2 separate regions of the Mus musculus genome follow, and region 2 is linked to region 1. The links are chromatin loops, found by intact Hi-C in ENCODE. Cell type or tissue: heart. All regions are shown on one strand. Links, peaks and the distances in the headings refer to the core of each region. The heading gives the core; the rest is flanking DNA.

Region 1 (11,862 bases), core at 2,219-10,218:
TACATTTTTGCTAATTGTAGTGAGGAAACTAGGTTAGGCAAAGACTAAGTAAACTAGGTCTTATGCAGAGACCAAGAGACAGCCCTGACTGGCTGAGACAGTTAAAAAGAGGAGATGAACAAGGTAGCAAGCAAAGAAAATGAACAGGAGTGGACAGAGACCAACTCAGCAGTGTGTCTGAGCCCCTGAATCAAACGTTGATTTGTTTAGGAATTTTTTCTTTCCTGAAAGATTTTATAGATGTTTCTCCAGGATAATTATGCTTTTAAAAATAATTTTAGCACCTATAAACTTGGAAATAGCACATCATCAGAATGCTTCTTTTTTCTTTTTAAACAATTAGGACCCATTCTATATTAATAACAGAAATTAAACACATAAACGTACTACCTGGGGCTCAGGGCTGTATTCCCAGATATTCCAGGGGATGAGGCAGAAGAATTGAAAGTTTAAGGCCTACCTGAACTAAGATTGAGTTCAAGGCCAGGCTGGGCAACTTAAGATCCCACCTCAAAAAGTAAAAGGAGGGCTGAGATATCACTCAGGGGTAGAATGTTTGCATAGCAAGCCTGAAGCCTAGCTTTTATCACCAGTACCACTAAAGTACTGAGTATGTCTTTCTTACAAAAGACTTAAATTATGCTTTATACAAGTCTTCAAATCCATTTATCCTTTTACAATGCACTAAAACTCCAAATGTTACTAATTCTATGTAAATAATCCGTAGGGATCCATGATCACCTTAATCTGCTGACTCTGAACGGCATCATTGCCCTTACAATGATAGAAGTCAGCCACACGTATACATAATACTGAATTAAATCAATTATTATATAAGTGATACTAACGGTGTTGACCATCAATAATAACTTGAAGACATCACTACCTTTTTTTTTAATTGTTATTGTTGCCTATCAAACTATTACATGCCAAATATATTTTGGTTAGTGTTCTTTAACTTTACAATAAATTTCTACATTTCTTAATCAGAAAGTATAAGTAGCATTGATTAGCATACAGCATCAACTTCATGGTGCTATGTTAATTCTTTTAAAGGATTTGTTAACAATGTATTTCTGAAGTGACGTGACACAGCTAAAGCATGGAACTTTGGAATCAGACAAACTGAGTTTGACCACAACTCTACCACTCATAGCCTGTAGATTCAACACTGAAGTGCAGCTAAAAGGTGGTATATGAGAAACTGTGATATTACCAATGTGCTCAGTGTTGTGCTATAGCTACCGAGGAGTTGTTCACTCTATTTTGCCAGTTCAATGATTAATTCAACCAACACTTAAATGTACGACATGTGATCAGGGCAAGAGATACAAAAACATAAAACTATTCCTTACATTTGAGAAGCCTCATCCATAAAGTAAATATGTAGATCATGTCAATATACTGAAAATAGACAATTTCAGTATATTTTATTAAGGGTTGAACCAGGAGAAATAAAAAACATCACAATTAATAATAAGCCTTATACCTCATTAACCAGTATGACATAAACATTCATCAATCAGCAACATGGCTGGTGCAGGACACTGGATTACACTTGCTGTGCTAAGAATCCCTCTTTTAATTGCTTAATCATGAAGCCATTAGAGAATATACAAACAGAATCTTCAATGGATACCAAGGAATTAAAAATGCTATAGCCTAAGGGGAAAAGGGGATGGCCAAAGGGGAGGGATATATGGCATATGATCAAAATATGATATAGTTGAAAGACATTCTCAGTATGAAAGCCAATATAATGCATAATAACTATATACCAATAAAGAAAGCAAACAAAAACATCATAGCCGACCCCAGGGCATGGTTACAAATATTCCAGCAACACCCCAAATCCACTGTAACTCCAAAACCCCACTGCCAATCAACCAATTAATGCCTGGAGATGTTCTCAGTCTTCGATAAGCTTGCCACCCAGCAGGCGGATGGCGGTCCTGAAGACCTGCCCCTTTTCCTCGGCTGTCACTCTGCTCAGGGCACTTCAGACTCACCACGCTCATGTTACACCACCTGAAGCTTCACCTCCAGTCCAGCTCCTCCTAACTCACCCTGAGTAAGACCGTCAGAAAGAGCTTTCTGAGGCAAAGATGACTGACGCCCCCTCCACAGAGAAAGCCTACTGCAGACAGGTTAATTACCACACAAACATCTGAAAAGCTCTAAGTCATGCTACTGTGCTCTCACAAGTCCAGCTCTGCCAACAGGGGATCAAGCCTGGTAAGGCAGACGGCTCCCACAGACCTCCATCTCCCCTTAGATGCAGATCACGTGCAGCCTCTTACAGAAGCATTTCCTTGTGTTCGTTCCTCTTCCACCTTGGAAAAGCTCCGTGAATGAAGCCTAGCATCCCCACAAGCCCAGTCCCTGCGCTGCCCACAGCCCTCCTCCCCTGCTGCCCTCGCTTACAAGGCTGAGTTCTCCTTAGGCTGGGAGCCTGTGACGGGCAGTGCCATGGCATGCGCCACTGTCCTCTGGAAACCCTGGGCTAACAGCACATTTCCAAACTGCTGTACTTTACTCACCAAACTGGAACTGCTGGTTGTCCATGAGGCGGATAGATGCAGGAGCACATCTCTGTTTAAGAAAGAGAAGGTGGAGAGTCAACTCAACTCACTAACTAAAATGTCACACCAACAGGACCTGACTGTTGACATATGTAAGGACTTAGCTCCTAAAGACGCATAAAAAGAAAAGGATCTCAATGGCTTATATCATTTCATGAAGACTATAAACACCAGTAGCTTACAAAAATATTTGAAGAACTCTATATAAAAGCAATGCATACATATTCAGACTTTTAATCTTAGCAATAAAATATACTTATTGCCTGGCAATAACTTAAAAAGAAATGCCAGTCCTGAAAATGGACTATTTTACAGCAAAATAGAACTTTTTTTTTTCAAAGAGTAAAAATGTATCTTAAGAATTGCACATTTTGGCCCGTGCCCAAATGGTGTGTGCCTCCCAGTGCTCAGGAGGCATGGGCAGGCAGATCTCTGTGAGTTTGAGACCAGCCTGGTCTACATAGTAAGTTCCAGGACAGCCAGGGTTACCAGAAAAACCCTGTCAAAAAAAGAAAAAGGAAAAAAACAAAACAAAAAACAAAAAACAAAAAAACATTGCACAATCAACCAATGAATGCCTGGAGATGCTCTCAATCTTCCCTAAGCTGCCACCCGGCAGGTAGGTCACAGCAGTCCTGAAAACTCGTCCCTCTTTCCTCTGCTGCCACTTATATAGAAAGTTTTTCTTTTCTGCTTTATAGAGAGTCCTTCAAATTTTGTAGTACTGTAGTAGGTTTTTGCAGGTTTTTTTCTCCTTCATCTCCTCCATTTTCCTTTTTTTTTTTAACAGGGCTGAGAATCCAGGTTGTGGCCATACACACACCTGCTGTAAATGTTCTACCACTCAGATGCATCCCCAGCCTCTTGCACACTTTTAAAATGAGGAAAACACTGATGGAAATTTTTATATGCTAAAGAACTTCCAAAAAGTATCTGCAGTATCTTCAAAGACAACTCTAGGAGCCATTCCTTCCTTTACCTCCTTCCCCACACTATTTTAAAAGGAAAACATACAGACACGCAGACAGAGCTCTACACTCGTTCAGGGTTACTTGTAATGTAAGAAGCAGTAAAACTTTGATGGTTAAGGAGATCTGTGTGAAGAATAAAAGGCTGTTCCGGTGTCATATATATCTAGGAACTAAGTGTTACAAGGAAGAAAACAACACACAAAACGCAAAGTGAAGACAGCAGGTGCAAGGTGGATAATCTTCAGCTGTGGATCTGAAACCCAAAACGCCCTGAAATCCAACTATTTTCACCAACAACTTACCAACACCACATTTCAGATTTGGGAGTATTTGGATTTGCAGACGCAGATGTCCAAGTAGGAACGAATGGAAACATGAGAAGAGAATGCAGACACTAACCCTGAGACTGCAGACAATACATTCATCTTGCATTCTATTAACTTTGTGACGACCAAGCTATAAAAGGGTATGAGGCCCAAACTGGATTATTGTTTCCTACACAAGATTTTAAGACCACTAAAGTTCTACCAAGGGCTGTTTTTAGAGCAGATGCTTTAAAAAATGCTGTAAACATTTTTTTGAGACAGCATCTTGCTATGTTGACCAGATGTCTCCAACCTCCGCTCAGCAATCCTACTTGCTCAGCCTTCAAAAACTGCCATAAACTTTCCAAACATCTGTCATCAAAGTATTGTTTATCAATAAAATCTATAAAGTTTCAAAACTAGCTAAGAGCTTAAAATATGCATTAAAACATTTTTGCTATTACTTGCTTTTAGTTGAACAAGTCTTTAATTATTATAAAGCATAAAACACAATTTTACCCAATAAAAGGATTAATAAGATTCCTATTTTAAAGCTTAAACTGTTTATTTACTCATCTAAATACTAAAGATGAAATAGTTCAAGTGACTTTTCAGAGTCACTGGCAGGTCTGTAGGGACAGTAAAAGATGATCTAATACACACGGTGACAACCCACCAACTCCCACTATCCAGGGTGCTGTTTTCAAACTGCTGCCCTGCTTATCAACAACACTGTCACAGAAGCATAACCTGTATTAACTACTTTTCAGTTAGATACAAGAGTGGATGAAGTTAAAATACTTGTCCAAGGTCGAATAACTACGAAACAGCAGAGACCAAGATCCTGACTACTGATGAGCAGTTTCAAGTAACACACACACACACACACACACACACACACACACACACACAGTATCACTAACCACACAGTTCTTAGCTTCATATTTGAATCAAAAATTACATCAAAACTATTATATTGGCCATTCTGTGGTCTTACTAAAAAATTAACAGTTTAAAAAATTACAATCAGGATAATTTTAAGTGTGGTATAAAGGAATTATTGTTTGGTTAGAAATTCCTAAAATCACCACCAGTTTCCACACTAAAGGTGAGTCAATTTTCTTCACATTTACAAATCCAGATGCCTGTAATAAAATGAATGCAGTGACTTCTAATAAAATATATGAAAGCTGATTAGGTCAAATTTCCTTTCTTCCTAAAATAAGCAGAAAATATCTATAGGTGTGCACAAGATAACATCTATAAACAGACATGTTTATATGTTCTGACATAAGCACACCACAAAATATTAAAGAATTCAGAGACTTTGGGGGAGGGGTGTTAAATTTCTGATGAGAAGTGTACAGTCTACCTGTGGCCATCAGCCAGATTCCAGTTCACCTGCTTCAAGGGTATGTGTTATTCATGGAAACAAGCCACACAAGTGCATGCTAAGGAAGTGGAAGAAAGACAACTCTCAGTAAATGCTGTGGTCAGGAGGAGAGCTGGGCTACTGGGTCTCTCTGAGGTAGAAACACATCCAGAAACCACAGATTATTCTCGATCCCTTGTTAGAATCTGCATTTGATTTTATCTCCTTAAGCTGGAAGCAGTTCCATTGTTCTCTACCCATTCTATCCAGCTTTGATCTTACTTTTGAAACAGAGTCTCACAGTGTAGCCAGACTGACCTGGAACTCACTATGTAGACCAGGCTGACCTTGAACTTACAGAGATCCGCCTCCCTCTGCCTACCAGGTACTGGGATTAAAAGTGTACCTAAAGGCTACAACAAAGCATGGTAGGGCAAACTTTTAAGATGCAGAGGTTGGGCTATGCTGCCCATCAAGGACTACTGACAACAAAGTTCAGGCCTGCCTCTCGCAGCTGCCAATCTGGTGGGCAGGGAAGAAAATTTGTCAGGTGGTAAAGGGAAATGCTGGGTAGTAAGCGAGATTACAGTAAAACACTAAATGGTCGAAGGTGTCCTGGAGGATACAGAATGGAGTGCCATTCTATCTCTCAAATGATTTAATTATTAGAATGCAACTTTCGTAAATATGCAAATAAAAATATTGTTTAGAAATAAACTGCTAAAATTCCTTAGAAATCATAATCTTGATTATCATTTCCTATAATTGTGGTTACAAACAATGCTATTCCCTATTAATTTTTTTCGGAGATGACTGCTGAAATACTTAGGAGTCAAGTGCTATGGTGTCTGCAACTTAATTACCAACAGTCCACAATCATGTACATAAGGAACAAACAGAAAACATTAGACCTATGAAGTGAATATGCAGGTGATCCCTACAATATTTATTCCAAGGTTCTATGTATAAATTTTTCAAAATAAAAAAAAATTAAATGGGGGAAAAGGTAAGGAAGGTTGAGAGCACTTGCTAAATCATGCAGCTACCAATATTCATATAAACTTTGTGTGATCTTAACTTGGTGGCTGAATTACATAAGCAAATACTACCAAGCTTTTAACACTGAATTTTAGAAATTGTCAAATTCAAGTCAAGGACTCATTTTTTTTTTCCAAAGTCAAGAAATACATTTTCAGTTGCTATCTTGAGTAAATTCTCATGAGCAAAGAATTCAAATAAAAACAATAGTGTGTAGGTTAGTATGCTGGACTTTGGCAACTGATAATTTGTAAGTTATTACATATCATTCTAAATATACTTATAAACAGAATTTAAAATAATTGATAGTTATCACAGCCTGGTAGTGGTGGCACATGCCTTTAATCCCAGCACTCAGGAGGCAGAGGCATACAGAAAGAACTCCATGAGTTTGAGGCCTGCTTGGTCTGCATATTGAGTTCCAGGGCTGTCTCAGAAAAATAAAAATAAAAAAAGGTTAGCACAGCAACTAATCAAAGAGAAGCTCCTATACGCAGACATCAAACCCTGCACCAATCAGGTTATTTCCACTGCTTTCAAAACTAACTGGGAGGTTGAGCTGAAAGCAGACTCAATCCTCTTTCAAGGATAGAGACTATAAACTCTCTAAGAACAGTTAAGAGTTCAAAGTCACACCAAACCATCCAGTAAGCAACACTGAAACTATAGGGCAGGCAAGCAAGGAGCCCTGGCACTACAGTGACCCCTGCTGGTAGGTGTCAGAAGTAACCTAAGAGGGGATGTTTCAACAAACTAATGGGCTATTTAAGAAATCCAAAAAATGTTAACAATATGCAAACAAAAGTTGAGTACTAAAGTTAAGAAAATAATTAAGTGCACTTACTAGGATTTCTCGTACATCTGACTTGCACCACCTATCTATGCCATACAGTCAGTAAATAACACCAAAAGGTATAAAAATAACTGCTGAGCACTAATTTAAAACCATCTATCATTTTGTCTTGATGAATAAATAAATAAAAACACTGAACTCAAAACATGAGTATAGATTTGACTAAGACAAATTTCTAGTAATTTCTTTCCTTTAAGAGTATTACAACTAGGAATTTACTTGAACCTTAACCCGAAAAGTAAAATTTAGCATTACTCTCTGTGCTAACTTAACAGATATCTCAATCTAACTACTTTATAAATTTAAAAAGGCAATTATTTAAGAAATACCTCAAAAGATTCATGGAAAATGTTTTTCTTACACTAACCCACTCCCCTTGCTAGGGAAAAGCATCCACCTGAGATCAGGCACATGAGTGGGGATGTCTCTGACTTGACTGCATTTACCAAAGTTCAGTAGTAATGCACCTTCTAATTCCCCCTGAGACGGCTGCTACTTTAAGTTCTTAAAGATGAATTAAAAGGGAATCTCACTGAATGGCCCTCTGTCTGGGCTGCCACAGCTAGTGAGTTAGCTTTGAATTGAAATGGTTTGTTTCTTCAAAGGGTAAGCCAAACATCTTGCTCAAATTCCTAAATAAGCCTATCAAGATATCCAGGGGGAGAAAAGGGGAAATGGGGAAAGGGCCTCTGAGGGTAGGAGTGGTTGCAGGGGACAGCATTTAGAATGGTAATTAATTAATTAATTAAAAAAGCAAAAAAATAAAATAAAAGGTCTCCATGTTTATCAGAAACAAATGTTCCAATATTCAGCCCATTGACAATGCTATGCAAAATTAAACTCAGTGAAGTTAAGATATGTTGTATCATTAATTACCAAGAAACTGAGAACTTCTCTATTGAATTTGCACATTACTTATTTCATTAAGATTACAGTGCTCCTACACAAGGCCAATGATAGATTAATGAAAAGTTCAAGGTGGATGAAAGATATGTGTTGAATGAAAGTTTCTAGAAATGCAAAGTTTAAATATAGACAGGTTCCTCCTCTAACTATGTCAGAGTTAATATAGGTGAAATCATATATTTAAAGCTATTGGTAGTACTCACTGGTCATCCTGGAAATGACATGCATATATATAACTAGGGATCTATATTATAAACCAGATATTTCTTCTTAAAGACAAATATTTCTGATTTTTAAGCATGAAGTATGTATTATTTGGTAAATATTTCCCTCTGCTTATAAGAGCTACAAAAACAGGCAAGTATCCTAATCATAACGTTAGTTTTATTTTCAGTTTAATAAAGGGACAATACCTACTTCTAAGTAACTCTGGCAAAGAGCACGCCACACAATGAAAGACCTTCATTTCAGTGGATCACAACTGTAAAAAACCCAAGTAGCTAAATCACTGGCCAAAGTTATTCTCTTTAGAAAGGAAAAAAATATGACACATATAAAATATTAGCTTATAATGACAATTGCGTTTTATAAGTAGCAAGTACACCCAAAAGTTACTGCTGAATATACAAATATACTTTTTTTAAAATTTTTTATTAGGTATTTTCCTCATTTACATTTCCAATGCTATCCCAAAAGTCCCCCATACCCTCCCCCCCCACTCCCCTATCCACCCACTCCCCCTTTTTGGCCCTGGCGTTCCCCTGTACTGGGGCATATAAAGTTTGTGTGTCCGATGGGCCTCTCTTTCCAGTGATGGCCGACTAGGCCATCTTTTGATACATATGCAGCTAGAGACAAGAGCTCCGGGGTACTGGTTAGTTCATATTGTTGTTCCACCTATAGGGTTGCAGTTCCCTTTAGCTCCTTGGTTACTTTCTCTAGCTCCTCCATTGGGGGCCCCTGTGATCCATCCAATAGCTGACTGTGAGCATCCACTTATAAGACAAAAAGACCACCAACAGATTGGGAAAGGATCTTTACCTATCCTAAATCAGATAGGGGACTAATATCCAATATATATAAAGAACTCAAGAAGGTGAACTCCAGAAAATCAAATAACCCCATTAAAAAATGGGGCTCAGAGCTGAACAAAGAATTCTCACCTGAGGAATACTGAATGGCAGAGAAGCACCTGAAAAAATGTTCAACATCCTTAATCATCAGGGAAATGCAAATCAAAACAACCCTGAGATTCCACCTCACACCAGTCAGAATGGCTAAGATCAAAAATTCAGGGGACAGCAGATGCTGGCGAGGATGTGGAGAAAGAGGAACACTCCTCCACTGTTGGTGGGATTGCAGGCTTGTACAACCACTCCGGAAATCAGTCTGGCGGTTCCTCAGAAAATTGGACATAGTACTACCGGAGGATCCCGCAATACCTCTCCTGGGCATATATCCAGAAGATGTCCCAACCAGTAAGAAGGACATATGCTCCACTATGTTCAAATATACTTTTTTTAAAGTACATATCAAAACTAATTTTTTCAGCTTATTTGAACTCCTGCAGAATTTACAGAGCTCACAAACTATTTCTTTCCTGATGTGATCTACATTAACATAAGGAAATATCTGTTAATTTTAAATTACTTAAAATGATGAAAACAGAGGCAGAGGCAGGCGGATTTCTGAGTTCGAGGCCAGCCTGGTCTACAAAGTGAGTTCCAGGATAGCCAGAGCTATACAGAGAAACCCTGTCTCAAAAAACCAAAAAAAAAAAAAAAAAAAAAAAAAAAAAAAAAAAAAAAATGATGAAAACAAAGGTGAGAGAGTCAGAAAAGAGCACCCCTTATGACTGGTGAAGGAGAGGCTGTCATCTAAATACACCCAAGGGGCCAGTTTTCAAGGAACTGACTCATTTATACTAGTCAGTTTTCTTCGAATGGCAAGAGATACCCCTCTTTCAACATGGAAGACAGAATCATAAATTCTTTCTTTTCTATGAGTACACCGCTGCTGTCGTCAGACACACCAGAGGAGATCCCCTTACCAATGGTTCTGAGCTGCCCTGTGGTTGCTGTGAATTGAACTCTTCTACCACACAGTTTGAAATTTTGAAAGCAGCTTAAGTGAAAATATTGTAAAAATGAAAGTGTGAAATTACAAACATGTTTTTCAATCAAGAACTGGGCACAACCATAAAACATACACTATCTACTTTAGTCAATCTTAAATTCCCATGCTATCAACTGAAACTCCAAATCTCAAACTAAGCAACTAAGCCTTTCTATCTGAAAATACTGTTAGAAAAGGAGAACAAAATATAGCACCTGCTATTGGCATGAGGTTTCTACTTAGTAAGCCAGTAAGGGCAATTATCTCTTAAACCATTAAAAAATTGTTTGTATCCATCCCCAAATGATGTCTGTACATTTGCATTATAAGGCATGAAATGTGTGGGTCCCTAAAGAATGGGATACCACTAAATGGCATTCTTATCCATTCGAGGAACAATGCTTGAGAATAAACTATTATCTACCCAGATTTTTAAATTGGTTTCAAATAAGACAATCTTCCTAGTCTATACAGTTCGTCTGCAAAAGCTATTTATTACTAAGTACACAAACTACTCCAAACTTCAGTCCAGCCAGGTACTTTCTGGCTGGTCTGCTCTGCAACCACATGGTGGCACTATGGATCATTATTCCCTCTATTCCAAATGTTCCAGTGAATCGCACTACAGTCAGTCACCAGTTAGTATCTAAGATCCTTAAAAGGAGTTAAGGGGCAAGTTTTGTTGTTTTATACAAGAAGGAGAAGGAGTCTCATCAACAATACAAGCAGCTCTTCTCTGACACCTTCTAATATGAGCACATATTAGATGGGGAGGGTACAGGGGGGAGGTGGGTAAGCATGTCCAGAGGAATTCTGGTCTGCCACCTTTTAACATAAGCTGAACATGCCCAAATGTTCTCATCTACCATTTTAACCTTTCCAGTAAGTGTTTCATCCTGTAAACTAAGTATGTCCCTAAATCTATCCATCTTCCCTTCTTGAACTATGACCTTAAACTACACATGCAAATGTACCCGCCTCTAAAGTGTATTCCCACATATGTAAGTATAGGTGCTAACATAAAATTTGAAATGCTTTGTTGAAGAAGCGACCACTTTGGAAAGAACCTCTTTGTTCACTCTGCCTGATGCAGGTAACAAAGCTTTCTACTCTTTTAAATATAAATGAAAGAATGAGTAAATGAATGAATGAATGAATGGGCATCTTAAAACAAATAAAAATCTATTTTGGCATTCATGTTTCTTTTGCTAAAAAACCAGAGGCAATATAGATTAACTAGAAATACCGGTAATGTTTTTGACCTACAGACAACAGGGACTATGTCTTTAATACAGCCTGGGGCTATATTCTGAGAGCTGGTTTTTAAAAAAATTATAGATGGATAAATGGATGGATGGATGGATGGATGGATGGATGGATGGATGGATAGATAGATAGATAGATAGATAGATAGAATTAACATATTTAAATTTTTTGTTTTATTTTTTAATTAGTGAACTTCCAATTACTTTCTTTAAATTAAAAAGCAAAAATTTCAAATACCTATGCATTTCACTATCTTATAGTCCAACTTGAATATGGATAACTGGCCAGATATTTTCTTGAGTGCTAACTAGGAAGCTGACCTACACAGGTGATATCAAAAAGTTTCCTTCCAGTATAGTGGGTGTCCCAGTTTTTAATCCCAGCACTCAGGTGGATCTCTTGTGAGTTTGAAGCCAGACTGATCTACATAGCAAGTTCCAGGCTTTCCAAAGCT
Region 2 (11,862 bases), core at 2,515-10,514, 80 kb before region 1:
AAAATCAGTAAAATCTTATGTTTCCTAATCAGCATGCCTTTCGGAATTCTTCAGCAATCTTTTTGCTTTCATAGAATGAATCTGAAGAAGCCTCAAGCTGCTAGATGCCATGAGAGTCAATATCAGAAACTCTATAAAGGTGGCTTCTGTGGGGCTGGGGAGACAGCTCAGTGGTTAGGGTGGCCCCTTGCAGAGACCCCAAATTCAGTTCCCAGCATTCATTAGTGGTGGCTTACAAACTAGTAATGCCAGCTATTAGTGACCCAGTGTCCTGTTCTGACCCCCTTGGACAACTGCACTCATGAGCATGTGCGCTCGCACTCACACACATAAACCCATACCGGCACCCACATGCACAAATTATTTTCCTAAAGAAATTACAAGTATGAATTTACAAGTATGCTCATTCCCTTTTCTTTAAAGACTCATTATTATAATTTACTACTACAGGAAAGAGAAAACTTTCTCTACTCACCCAGGTTTTCAACTAGAACAAATTTCAAACAGATTAACAGGGCAAATGAAGACTCAAAGAAATAGCTAGGCCTAAGTGCTTTTACATGGCTTAAACAAAGAGTAGTAGTTGTGATTTAAAAAAAAAAAAAAAAATCCAAGCCAGGCGTGGTGGTGCACGCCTTTGATCCCAGCACTGGGGAGGCAGAGGCAGGAGGATTTCTGAGTTCGAGGCCAGCCTGGTCTACAAAGTGAGTTCCAGGACAGCCAGAGCGATACAGAGAAATCCTGTCTCGAAGAAAAAAAAAATCCTAGAAAGATGGCAGTTTGATAAGGTTTGCTTGTACACACTTCCCTGGGCTTTGACTCTCCGTCTGAGAGAGGGTCTTTTCCATGTGGGAGTTTCATCTCTAGCTTACAGAAAGAAAAGAGGATACTACTACCATGCCTTCTGTGTCTTAAGCACCTCTACCTCAGAATAACGGGGAAGCAAAGCATATTACAGGAGCACATATAAAACCCTTTGCTGCCATCACTGCCCTTGATGCCTTGTTAGCGTCAAAAGAAATTCTAAGCTCACATTGTTAGAACTGTAACTACAAGTGGTTTAGAATACAACAGTATGACTTCTGAATGCAGACCACACTCATCTGGTCTTTTAACAAATATGGATTCTCTCCAACCAGACCACAATCCTATGTGTGAATTTATATGTGTTCATACGTCTTTTAAATTTTGCATTGACAAGCAATACTCATTATGGAGATTTCGGATCCACTACACATTCCTCACCCTGTCTCGGGTGTTGATTGGGTCTAATCCAATGGCTCTCAGAATCACTGGCTTACATTATAGTCATCTGGGAAGCCATTGAAATCGCTCCATATGGTCTTCCAGAACAATGAAAGCAGCAGTTCTGAGAGTAGAATCCAGGTAACATCTTCTTCAGCTCCCAACATGCAGCCAAGGTTGAGAAGTGCTGATCTAAGCCAGACACACGGAAATCCACCTTTTCCTTATTTGCGTAGGAATAGGTAGGCATCTGAGCCATTCCCTACTAAGATCCGGGAAGCGTCCTAGGAGTTGCTGGGAAAGACATCTTCACTGATTAAAAGGGGGAGATATAAGAGTCCCTCTTCTTTATTTGAACATTGTGGGTCTGAATCTTCTGTCACCATCTTATGACCAGAACAGACGCCAGACCCATATTCTGAAGATACTGGAGAAATAAAGAAAGCATGGGCCTTTAGTGATGTCTTTGAATTACTGTAATCCCACCCTGGGGCTAGAGTCAACCTCTGAGTCTCCTGTAGAATGGGATGAATTATCTCGCTGTTTAAATTTGTTCGAGCCAGACTTTTTGGTGTCTGAAAGCACTCAGTCCACACATAGCACAGATAAGAGTTGTGTCCTTTGACCATAGTCTTTATAGACTCTCCCAGACTTTCCCAGCAGGCCTTGTGCTTTGGATGGCTGTGCCTGTTTCTGACTTGTCCAGTTTTAACAACTTCCAATGAGGTTATTCAGCTAGAACCTTCCTCTTTCATATCTAATCGTTTCCAAAGTATAGTTGGCTCCATCTCTCCAACTTCTCCCTGGATGTCGGATCACCCTGGCCTGCCTCAAAGGAAACCCTGCCCAGCCAGTTTAGCCAAATCTTCTCTTCCACTGTGGTTTCCTCTTAGAAAATATCCAGCTATTAACCTCTACCCTCACCCATTGCCTTAAATTCCTACTTATCCACGCTGTATTTGGAGTTGAGCTCAACCTCTCTCCTCAAATGCAAACTTCTATCACAGTGATCAGAGTGCGAAGGTTGTGCTCTGGCATCACCTAGAATAAAATGTGTTTTAGCAGGCATTATAGAATAATTTGTTCTTTTCTTTTTGCTTCTTCTCTTCTCTTCTCTTCTCTTCTCTTCTCTTCTCTTCTCTTCTCTTCTCTTCTCTTCTCTTCTCTTCTCTTCTCCTCTCCTCTCCTCTCCTCTCCTCTCCTTCTCTCTCTCTCTCTCTCTCTCTCCCTCTCTCTCTCTCTCTCTCTCTCTCTCTCTCTCTCCTTTTTTGACATGGTCTGAATATATAGCCCTGGCTAGCCTGAAACTTGCTTTGTAGACCAAGCTAGTCTTGAACCCACAGAGGTCTGTCTGCATCTGCCTCCTGAGTGCTGGCATTAAAGGTGTGTGCCACCACACTCAGCAGGATAACTTTTCTTTAGTACATTTGTGGTATCGTCCAGGAGTTGATGAATTCTTGTGCATATTTCTAAATATTCTTGTAATTCACTCTTCCTTGAGAGCTAGACTCATTATCAGGTATCAGGTATATAGAATAAAAATTTTAAAATCTTTGTAAAGACATTTGCCTGAAAACCTGACCCCATTAATACTGACCATATGATCTTTTGAAATTCAATAGATTGGTTTATTCTGTGTGTGTGCATGTGTGCATGTGTATGTGTGTGTATGTGTGTGTGTGTGAGTGTGTGTGTATGTGAGAGAGAGAGAGAGAATAAACTTGTGTATAGGTGGAATGTACACATGCCAAGTGAATGCATGTCACACAAAAGAAAGAAAGAGAAAGACAAAGGACAGCCTTGGGTGTCACTCTTCCCAGATATCAGTCACCTTGTTTTTTTTGTTGTTGTTGTTGTTGTTTGTTTGGTTGGTTTTTTTTTTTTTTTTTTTTTTGAAGCAGGGTCTCTCTCTGGCCTGGGACTCACATGTTAAGCTGCTGGTCCCAAGGATTTGTGTGTCTCCATGTCCCTGGCCCTGGGACTCCAAGTGTGCGTCACCCCACCAAGTCTTTTCATATGGGATCTGGGAATGAACCCAGGCCTGCATGCTCACACACTAAACACTTTACTGAGCTGTCTTTCCAGCCCTATTTTCTTGGGATAACATTCACTTAAATATCTATAAATAGAAAATTAAACACAGGGTGTGGTCCCTGGTAGGTCAGCCACACCCATGAGTATATGAGCAGCACAGATTATGCTGGGCCAGTTGCTAGATTGTGAAGAGTTTGGTAAAGAGTGAGGGTAAATATGATCAAGACATATGACATCCTCAAGGAACTAATAAGAATTACATTTTTAAGAAAGTTAAACTGACCTACTTTAATGATCCCTAAATCTAAAGTCTGCCTACTTTATTTTGACCAAAACACAAGGTAGATATTAATCCCCTATAATCAGAAGCTTGTATGGAAAACATATGCTGCAAATGTCACATTTCCTCCATATCAGTGTAAGGCTTTTTCAGGGAAACCTCAGACATAATAGAATGAAAATGAAGATGGCAAGGGCACTAATTCATGTGCAGTAAAAACCTCGGTGTGCCAGGGAAGCAACCCGGCCTTCCCCACAATAGATAAACAGATAAATGATCTACCTGATGTGATATCTCAGCTTTGGCCCTAACAAGTGATAGCCCTGGCCACAGGGAAAGCTCCACATAAAAGTTCAGTTCTTTCTAAGAATTCCCTCGGTGCTTGGTGTACCCCACTGACCCAGCCCAACTTCTCCTAAACTGTTGGCCACGCAAATTCAAAACAGGTGGTCCTTGGCTGGTCACCTGATTTACTGATATAATATGCAGGAAAGAGTGTCTGTCCTTAGGCTTTATCGACTGCTACTGCCACCTTGTCCCCTACACACACACACACACACACACACACACACCCCAAAGCAAAAATCCTTCTATGAAATCTAAAATTCCAGTTGCTGATCTCCTGGCTGATGTCATTGCCAAAGCACCACCATGAGGCCTGTGACAGTCACAGTGGGAACCTGCCTCTCCCTGGGGTTTCCATCTGTTGCCATCAGAGAGAGCCCCTTTGGGGAGCTTCCATAAATGCCTAGCGCCCTCTTGCACCCCATGGGGTGCAGAGTCTTTTATATTAGTCTTCTTTAGGATTAGCTGTCGTTAAGATTGAACATACTTAATTTTCTACAGAGTAAAAAGGCTTGGAGAAGTACAGAGCTGCAGCTGAGTTTTTAATCCATGTCTACATCATTGTGTTATGTTCTAAAGTACTATGCAAATATTACCAAATGAAAATTCAATCCGTGGAATCCATGTCTTTGCAAGAAGAGCTTATAACTTATGTACTGGGCTCATTATTATAAAATTTACGTTTAAAGCAAATATTTCTGAGCTCTTATGACCATAAAATATTTTTGCTTTGTTTTGTTCTCTTAATTTTTACAAGGGAACCCCAAGGACTCACTGAGAGTCCACAGAAACGACACAATGGGTGAAGCAGGGAGCACACATCACGATGAGAGGTTTCCACACCAGCCTTCTGTGGGGCAGCTTTAAACACATACTCAGCTGTTAATAGCTGGGGTTTCACAGTGGTAACCTGCTGCAGGTCAGAACTAACTGAAAACTGAGTGTATGCACCCAGCAGGAGAAGAACAATGGTCACCTTTATTACTGGAGAAATGAAGTTTGTGTTAGTTTCCCAGGAATGTTGAACATGAAAAAAGACTTCATAAACACAGCTTTTCTCTCATCACCACATCTCCCACAGGTATGGCTGCCATCAGGGCACCTCTACCCTGCTCCTCAAGGGATAATGAATTAAACATTTGGATTGATTTTGTTTTTTTGTTTTTTTTTTTAAGCTTTCATTTTCACGTGTCAATTCCTCAGAGAAAGCAGACTCTAAGGGTGAAATTGGAAAACAAAAACAAAACAAAACAACAAAAACAAAAACTCTCACTTCAAGTTCCAGAGAAAGACGGGAATACAGAGGACTTTTTATTCATCCAATGTGCCTTGACTTCAATGCGGTTTCCCAGAGCTGAGTCTAAACTGAGACATAGTGCCCAGGGAGAGTTTTCCTGAGCACATGGGTGTAAAGAAAATATGAAGATTAAAGCAAAGGGATGTGGGGATAGAATGAAGAGTGACTTGTAGAAAAGAGAGAAGAACACCAGAAATTGCAGGTACACAAACAAGAGACAGCTGCCCCTTTAAGGGTGTGGGCCGTGAGATGGCTCAGTGGGGCAAAAGCACCCTGACAGCCTGAGTTCAACACACAGGGCCCACAGTGGAAGTAGTAAGCTGACTCTGGAAAGCTGTATACACAGTCGCACACACATGCACATAGATGTGCTCGCACACGCCCCATCATCATCATCAACAACAACAACACTAAGAATAAAAGAAAGGATGTAATAATGACTGTTGTAGCCATAAACACAAGCGTGAGGTCTCTTGCCTCAGCTCTATCTAAAGTGTGATACACACAGTAACACCGAGGGAATCTCATTGGTGGCTTTGTGGAAGAGAATTCGTAAGTCGTAACACATGCTGCCCTTGGCTTTGACAAGAGCACCTCAGAGATGCCTGAGTGGTTAGAGTTTAGGAATCCTTGGTTTAGGTGAACAGAACACAGAATTTCTTGCAAGTGTCAAGGACTTCTGTCTCCAGAGAAATAACTCCACACTTTGCCAGCCAGCAACCGCCGAATGTCCTTGAGTGTCCCCCACCAGATTTATGAGAGAATGGTTTGAAACCTTCTAGACTTCTATTTCTCGTCTACAAACTTGAAAGTTGGTGGGGGGTGGGAGGGGAAATGTTCACATTTTGTTACGATTCTAGTCTTTGCTGATCTGATGTGAGTGGTTTGTTTTTTGGTTTAGTTTGGTTTGATTTGGTTTGAGGGTTGGGAGTCCTCTTTACCCAGCTCACCAAATCGAACTATTTGATGGATTACAAGTTCCACCAGTAGAGGGGGCCTCAAGGCTTCAAAACTCATGGGAAAGGCTTGAAAGAACCTTTGCTAGAGGGAACAGAATCATCTGCTTGTTTGGCAGATGCCCTAGCCGTCCTCTCTCTGAGTAGCTTTGAAATGAATGCAGTAGCAAGCTGCAGAGTCAGTCTGACAGAGGGCGGGGTAGTCACAAGTGAGTGTGAAATTCAGCATTCAGCTTTCTCAGTGCTCTGGTTGGCTATGGTAAATGTCTGGATAAAACAGCAAAAGTCCGATGCGCAACACTTTTTTTTTTAAATCTATGTGGCAGCTGTGGGCTGACTAGGCAGCACCCATCTGCATGCATCCTGTGCTCGAATTTGGAAAGCTGGATCTTAAAGAGCATGGGTTCCAGCTCCCACCTTCCACAAATGAACGGGAAATCTGAAAACTCTGTCATGTTACTAACATGAAGATGGGAATGTGCTTGTCTGGGTGGAAATGGCACTGGCAGCCTGGTTACTATGCCCTGGGAGCCGCGCACAACTTTCGAGAGGTCATCTCCATGCCACGGGTCCCCTTTCCCAGAAATAAAAGCAGAGCAAAAGATTAGCTCTCGCTGCCCAGTGTGTGGCGCTCGTCACATGAAAACGGTGGTGATTTCACCGGCTCCTTGCGGTCAGTCCTAGGGCCTCTTGCTTTATTCTGCCTTCACTTTATGAGTTCGGAACAGATTACAGCTCAGCAGTAGCAAAACATAAATGTATCGCTCCATCATGAACACTGCGATGACAAGGACAATCTAGGCGGAGTCAGAGACTGTGAAAATGAACACATGTGAGTTTGTCTTCTCTTTCTTTTCTTTTCTTTTCTTTTCTCTTTCTTTCTTTCTCTTTTTTCTTTAAGAGTTTATTTTGGCTCCTGGTTGGAGGTTACATTTTATCATGACAGAGAACTCACAGCAGCAGGAACTTGAGGGAGCTGATTACGTCATGCACCCTGTAGGGCTGGTGAGGTCGCTCAGCAAGGGAACGGCTGTCCATGCAAGCCTAGAGACCTGCGTTCAAGGCCCATACCCAAAGTAGGAGAGCACTAACTTCCAAAAGTTATCTTCCTCACTCCCACCCACCATGTAAGCACACAAAGTAACAGTGGCCAGTAAACATAATTCAAGAGAATAGGAAGAAGGAAGCTGGGTTAAGCTCACATCCACAGCCGAAGATTTTAAGAGGCTGAATGGGCACCCATCCCTGCCAGGGCCCCACCCCAGGCGCACGCTGAAGCCAGGCAACAAAACTGCCCGAGCTCCAGGATATTGAATTTGGGCTCGGGGAAACCCAGACATCATGTAATCGCAGTTTGAAATTACAGCATCTAATAAAAGCCCACAAACTTGCCATTTAAAAAAAAAAAATCACTTATAAAGCTCTGTATTTGGTAGAAGGTAGGAGATGGAAAAGCAATGGAATGCAGGAGAAATGTCTGCACAAGGTCAAGTGTCCCCAGGGCGAGCACAGACAATGGCTGAACTGTCCTCTAAGGGAATGACCCTCTGAAGGGAAGGGAAGGAGAGCGGCCAGGAAGAGAGCCTTATTCGGAGTACCCTAGCAAGGACCACCCACCCGTTTCTTCTGTCCACATGCTTGCTCTGTGATGAAGCCAGTGAGCTTCTCCTCCTTGCCAAGGGAATTGACGTCGATGGACCCTCGCAGTTTGAGGGAGGTACTGAGCACATTGTGGCTGTGCACCTTGTGGTTGTGGGGCCCAGTATGATCACACAAGGCCACACATGCTTGGCTTAATCCTCTCCTAGCAACGCTGTTAAATCCCTAATAATTTATGAACAGGCAGCTCTGCCCTTATATTTTGTGTGGAGTTTCAACAGTTACGCAGTTAGACATTTCTGTACGTCTGTTTGCCTTCCCTACAGAGCCTGTTGGCCCATGCTAATCCTTTCAACAGGCCTGGCCATGGCTGACTGAGCTGTTTCCCCCCTGTGAGCTTGTGCAGGTCTGGGTCCTTTGACCTCTTTTAAACTTCAGGTCAGAGTCCATGTCTTATGGATACTCCAGCATGTCTTTTGCCCTTTCCCTAAAAATCCAGGACCCTGGGTTCTTTCTATTCCCAGTATTTTAAGAACTAGTTAATTTTAGAAATAACACAAAGAGCAATTGAATTCTTACAAAAAGATTGCCTGGAACAAAGCTTAGCATAATCTCATATTGTTTGGGCTCACACTTGCCCCATGAAGCATTAGATGTGGCCAACAAAGTGATCTTCAGTGTCTTTACTTCATTTTGTACAAACTTCTCTGGACCCTTCATACTTGATCTTCTGTAAATCAGAGTCTGCTGTAGATTTCAAAAGTCGTTCACTTTTTTCTTTAAAACGGTATGAGAGAGAAGTCGGGAAGGGGGAGAGAAGAAGAAGAAACAGAGAGAGTGATGTGCCACACTGCTTGTGTCAGAGACCCAGGTGTCATTCTTGCCCCCTACCTTGTTTTGATCTCTTGTTATCCGTGAGTGCATAGGAGAGCTGGCTGGCTGGAGATTCCCCTGCCTCCATCTCCCATCTCCAAACAGGAGTGTGAGATACTCCAAGTGCATCCAGTTTAATGTGGGTTCTGGGACCCACACTCAGGTTTTCAGGCTTACCCAGGAAACTCTTTATCCACTAAGCCATCTCCCCGAAAGAGGTTCCTTTGAAAAGACAATATGCAATTTAACTGTAACAAGCCATTTCTCCAGGCCTATGAACCACAACAAGAATGGGCAACTTGGCAGACATGTTGCCTCACACAAGAGGAAGGACAGAACACCCCTTTCTCTCCTAAAGCTACCTCCCAAGACAGAGCAGAGAAGAAACCAACTACAAGAAGACGGGACTAATTGTTTCAAGTAGGAGCAGGGAGGGGAGTGACAGAAGATAAAGAGGGAAAGGAGAAAGGGTTCGTGTGAACTTGGGAAATACTTCTCAATAACAAAGGTACATCATTGCTGGACATCACTGTAGTCAGTGAATGGGGAGGCGGGCACAGGAGGAGAGCGGAGAGTACGTTGCACCTTCTTACTTGGTAGAAATATTGGCAAGTGGATCCAACCATAAGATTTCAGGCCCTCCATGCTTTAATGTTTTTTGAAGTTTGATGGCTGTCACTAACCAGTTTGTCAACGTCCCCGGTGACTTCTGCAGAGTAAACGACTGGAGATTTGGTGGAGCGGAGTTTTCTGGCAGAATGTGGTGTGCACCTGAGGGTTGTCGAACTAATTATAACCTAAGTGGGGTATGGACATTCACAAGGAGTCTTCTTCCTGTGAAAATATCTGTACCTTTAAGTGTATCTCTCTTGGGCTTTGGGGAAAAGCCTAAATTACTTAGTGTTTTGACTTTACCTCTGCTGTGTAATCCTTCCTGAAGACAAAGATCCTCTGGGTGGACACTGTATTGCTTCTATGCACTGTCAGAGGAGTTCTATGAAAAGATCTCTCTCTTTCTTTTTTTAGTAGATAATTATTTTGATGTATACGGATGTTTTGACCGCATTTATATCTGTACCCCACATGTATGAAGTTCAGTCAAAGGCCACAAAAGGGCGTCAGATCTCCCGGAAGTGGATTACAGATGGTTACTAGCTACCATGCGGATGCTAGGAACAGAGCTGGAAGAGCAGCCAGTGTTCCTAACCACTAAGCCATCTCTCCAGCTTCTAAACGGGCACTCTTCAGACCTACATCCATGCTCTGAAACACCTCAGCATGGCTAAACGTCACCCGGGCTGTTTGTTTGTTTGCTCCCGTTCTAAATCCTGACACGGGATAATTTAAATCATTTTTAAAGTCTCTTGCTTGTTTTTATAACCCAAGAATGTCTTCTCAAGGACATAGGCGTGACAGCTTGAAACACAATCATCAAAGGAGAGACCATCCTTCTTACATCTGAACCCCGTACCCTATTCTGTGGTGTGGGGAGGGGAGCCCAACTTTCCTGGCATCAAAATAGTGGGACTACCATCTGTTGAGAAGACATGAGAAGGTGGCTTCCTTTGGCTGAAGCCACTTAACAAACAGACGGCTCAATCTCCTTCTCACCCCACTGCTTAAAAATCCTATCCCCGCTTCAGCAGAGTTGAATCCAGACTGAGTTCTGGCCTCTCACCAACTGCAACAGCCTTGAAAAAAATCCTCACGCCTACTTAACTTTGCCTGGTACAAGTCTTGTGCTGGCATCAATTGATGTAAAGACACTAAAGCCAAAATGTGTAGCGTTCCTCGCCCCCTGATTGCTTTAGGAAGGGTCATGGCAGCTAAGAGCTGCAGAGTCTACCATGCCTTCTTCCATCTCAGAGGCTTGAACAAGCTTGGGTTCACACTCCGTTTGTTCACCGGTCAGGGGGGAATCTCAGTACATGTCCCTGTGGAGTTTTTCAGTAAGTCTGGTGACACATGAGAGCAAGCCCAGAGATTTCCAGGTCAAGGGCCTGTTTCTCTGCAGTGTGCTTTGGTGACAGCCTTGGAGAACAAAGGGACAGTGAATCATTTCCTCTGTGCGAAGGTCATCTCTGCTGATCTTTGCAGTGCGGTGCTGACTTGAGAACCCAGCAGCTCTGAAGTCCCTTGCACTTAGGATCCTGCACCCAGCATGCCCCGCGCCTCTTGACTCCTTGCTAGCTCCTTCCAACTTTCTTCCTTCCCCTGCTGTCTTAAAAGGAAAGACCCAGGGCAGAGCCTCTGATGCTTACACAAAAGAAAAACAAATGGAGTCACACAATAACTTTAGCTGCGATCACTTCCTGGACCTCCAAGTTCCCAAAAGGGGGCGGTAGGGGGAGGGTGGTGGAGCGCATATCCATGGGCAGCTCCAGGTCAGATGTGAGGAGACAATGGCCAAAGTGACACACCCAGTTCGTGGCATCCTTGTCTGGGACTCCCTTTCTCCATCTTTGGATAGCCAATCGCTGTGTCTGCGCCTTGCTGCTCTCCAGGGCCGTTAGAAGGCTCAAATGAAATAACGTCTGTAAAGTGCTTAGTAAACTGTAAAATGCTTTACAAATGTAAGGGATTATTACAAACCACAATACAGCGGTGCTTTATGGTTTTATAAAACTACTGGCTGGAACTGCAGGAAGGGGAATCCCTCTGGTGATTTTGATTTTGGAAACAGGAGGGCTTGGGCCAGCCTGCTTGCCAGGCGTCAGACTCCTGGCAGCAGCTGTTTATCCCATCTCACTCAGCTCCGCACATATGGCCGCTGCGGGCCTCCTGCAGAGCCGACAATCTGCACCACTGAGTCTGAGCTCGGCCAGCGCAATCTCCACTCCACCCTGGCGCTGTCTGGCTTGCCAAGTCTAACACCTAGGAAACAGAGACCTTATCGCCTTGTACTTTACCACCAAAGCGTTTGAGTTGGGTTTTTGTTGTTCTTTTAGATGAGAATTTCCCTTCTTTAGCGACTGGAACAACTCAGATTCTCACCATAAAAAGCCTTCCTTTGAGCGGACTGAAAACCCCAGATGTTGCTCCCTTTTTTTTTTTTTTTTTAAGCTTTACTGTGATCACAAAGGCAGTGGTATAAACGTCTGCCCCGGGCCTGGGCTTGCACCAGCTGAGAAGGATTAAGACACTGATACATTCTTTTCTCTTTGGACTTCACACAGCAAGGTCGCATTAACCCATGCTGGCTGGCGGCAGAGTTGGCACCTGTGGATTCTCCT

Evidence for each region. A loop is a pair of places that touch in the nucleus more often than their neighbours do. Peaks named below come from ENCODE experiments on the same cell type or tissue, not always from the same donor. Only the 100,000 strongest peaks of a DNase experiment are listed, where the experiment ranks them.
Region 2: a loop joins it to region 1, with 6 times the contacts of the local background. A loop is called at or near these places in 27 of 42 quality-filtered maps.

Annotation. Positions count from the first base shown.
Region 1 is chr2:75,878,846-75,890,707 of GRCm38, reverse strand. It overlaps Agps (alkylglycerone phosphate synthase), which reads right to left. Exons shown (of 20, transcript NM_172666.3): 12 at 2,541-2,592. Among named protein-coding and RNA genes, the nearest start is that of Gm34861, 53 kb to the right of the region's middle. In heart, for the core only: a CTCF peak has its summit at 6,983 (motif pointing left); no DNase peak of the experiment used is centred there.
Region 2 is chr2:75,959,576-75,971,437 of GRCm38, reverse strand. No RefSeq gene overlaps it. Among named protein-coding and RNA genes, the nearest start is that of Ttc30a2, 13 kb to the left of the region's middle. In heart, for the core only: CTCF peaks have their summits at 6,187 and 6,792; DNase peaks (open chromatin) are centred at 6,297 and 6,747; H3K4me3 peaks cover 825 bases; H3K27ac peaks cover 2,349 bases.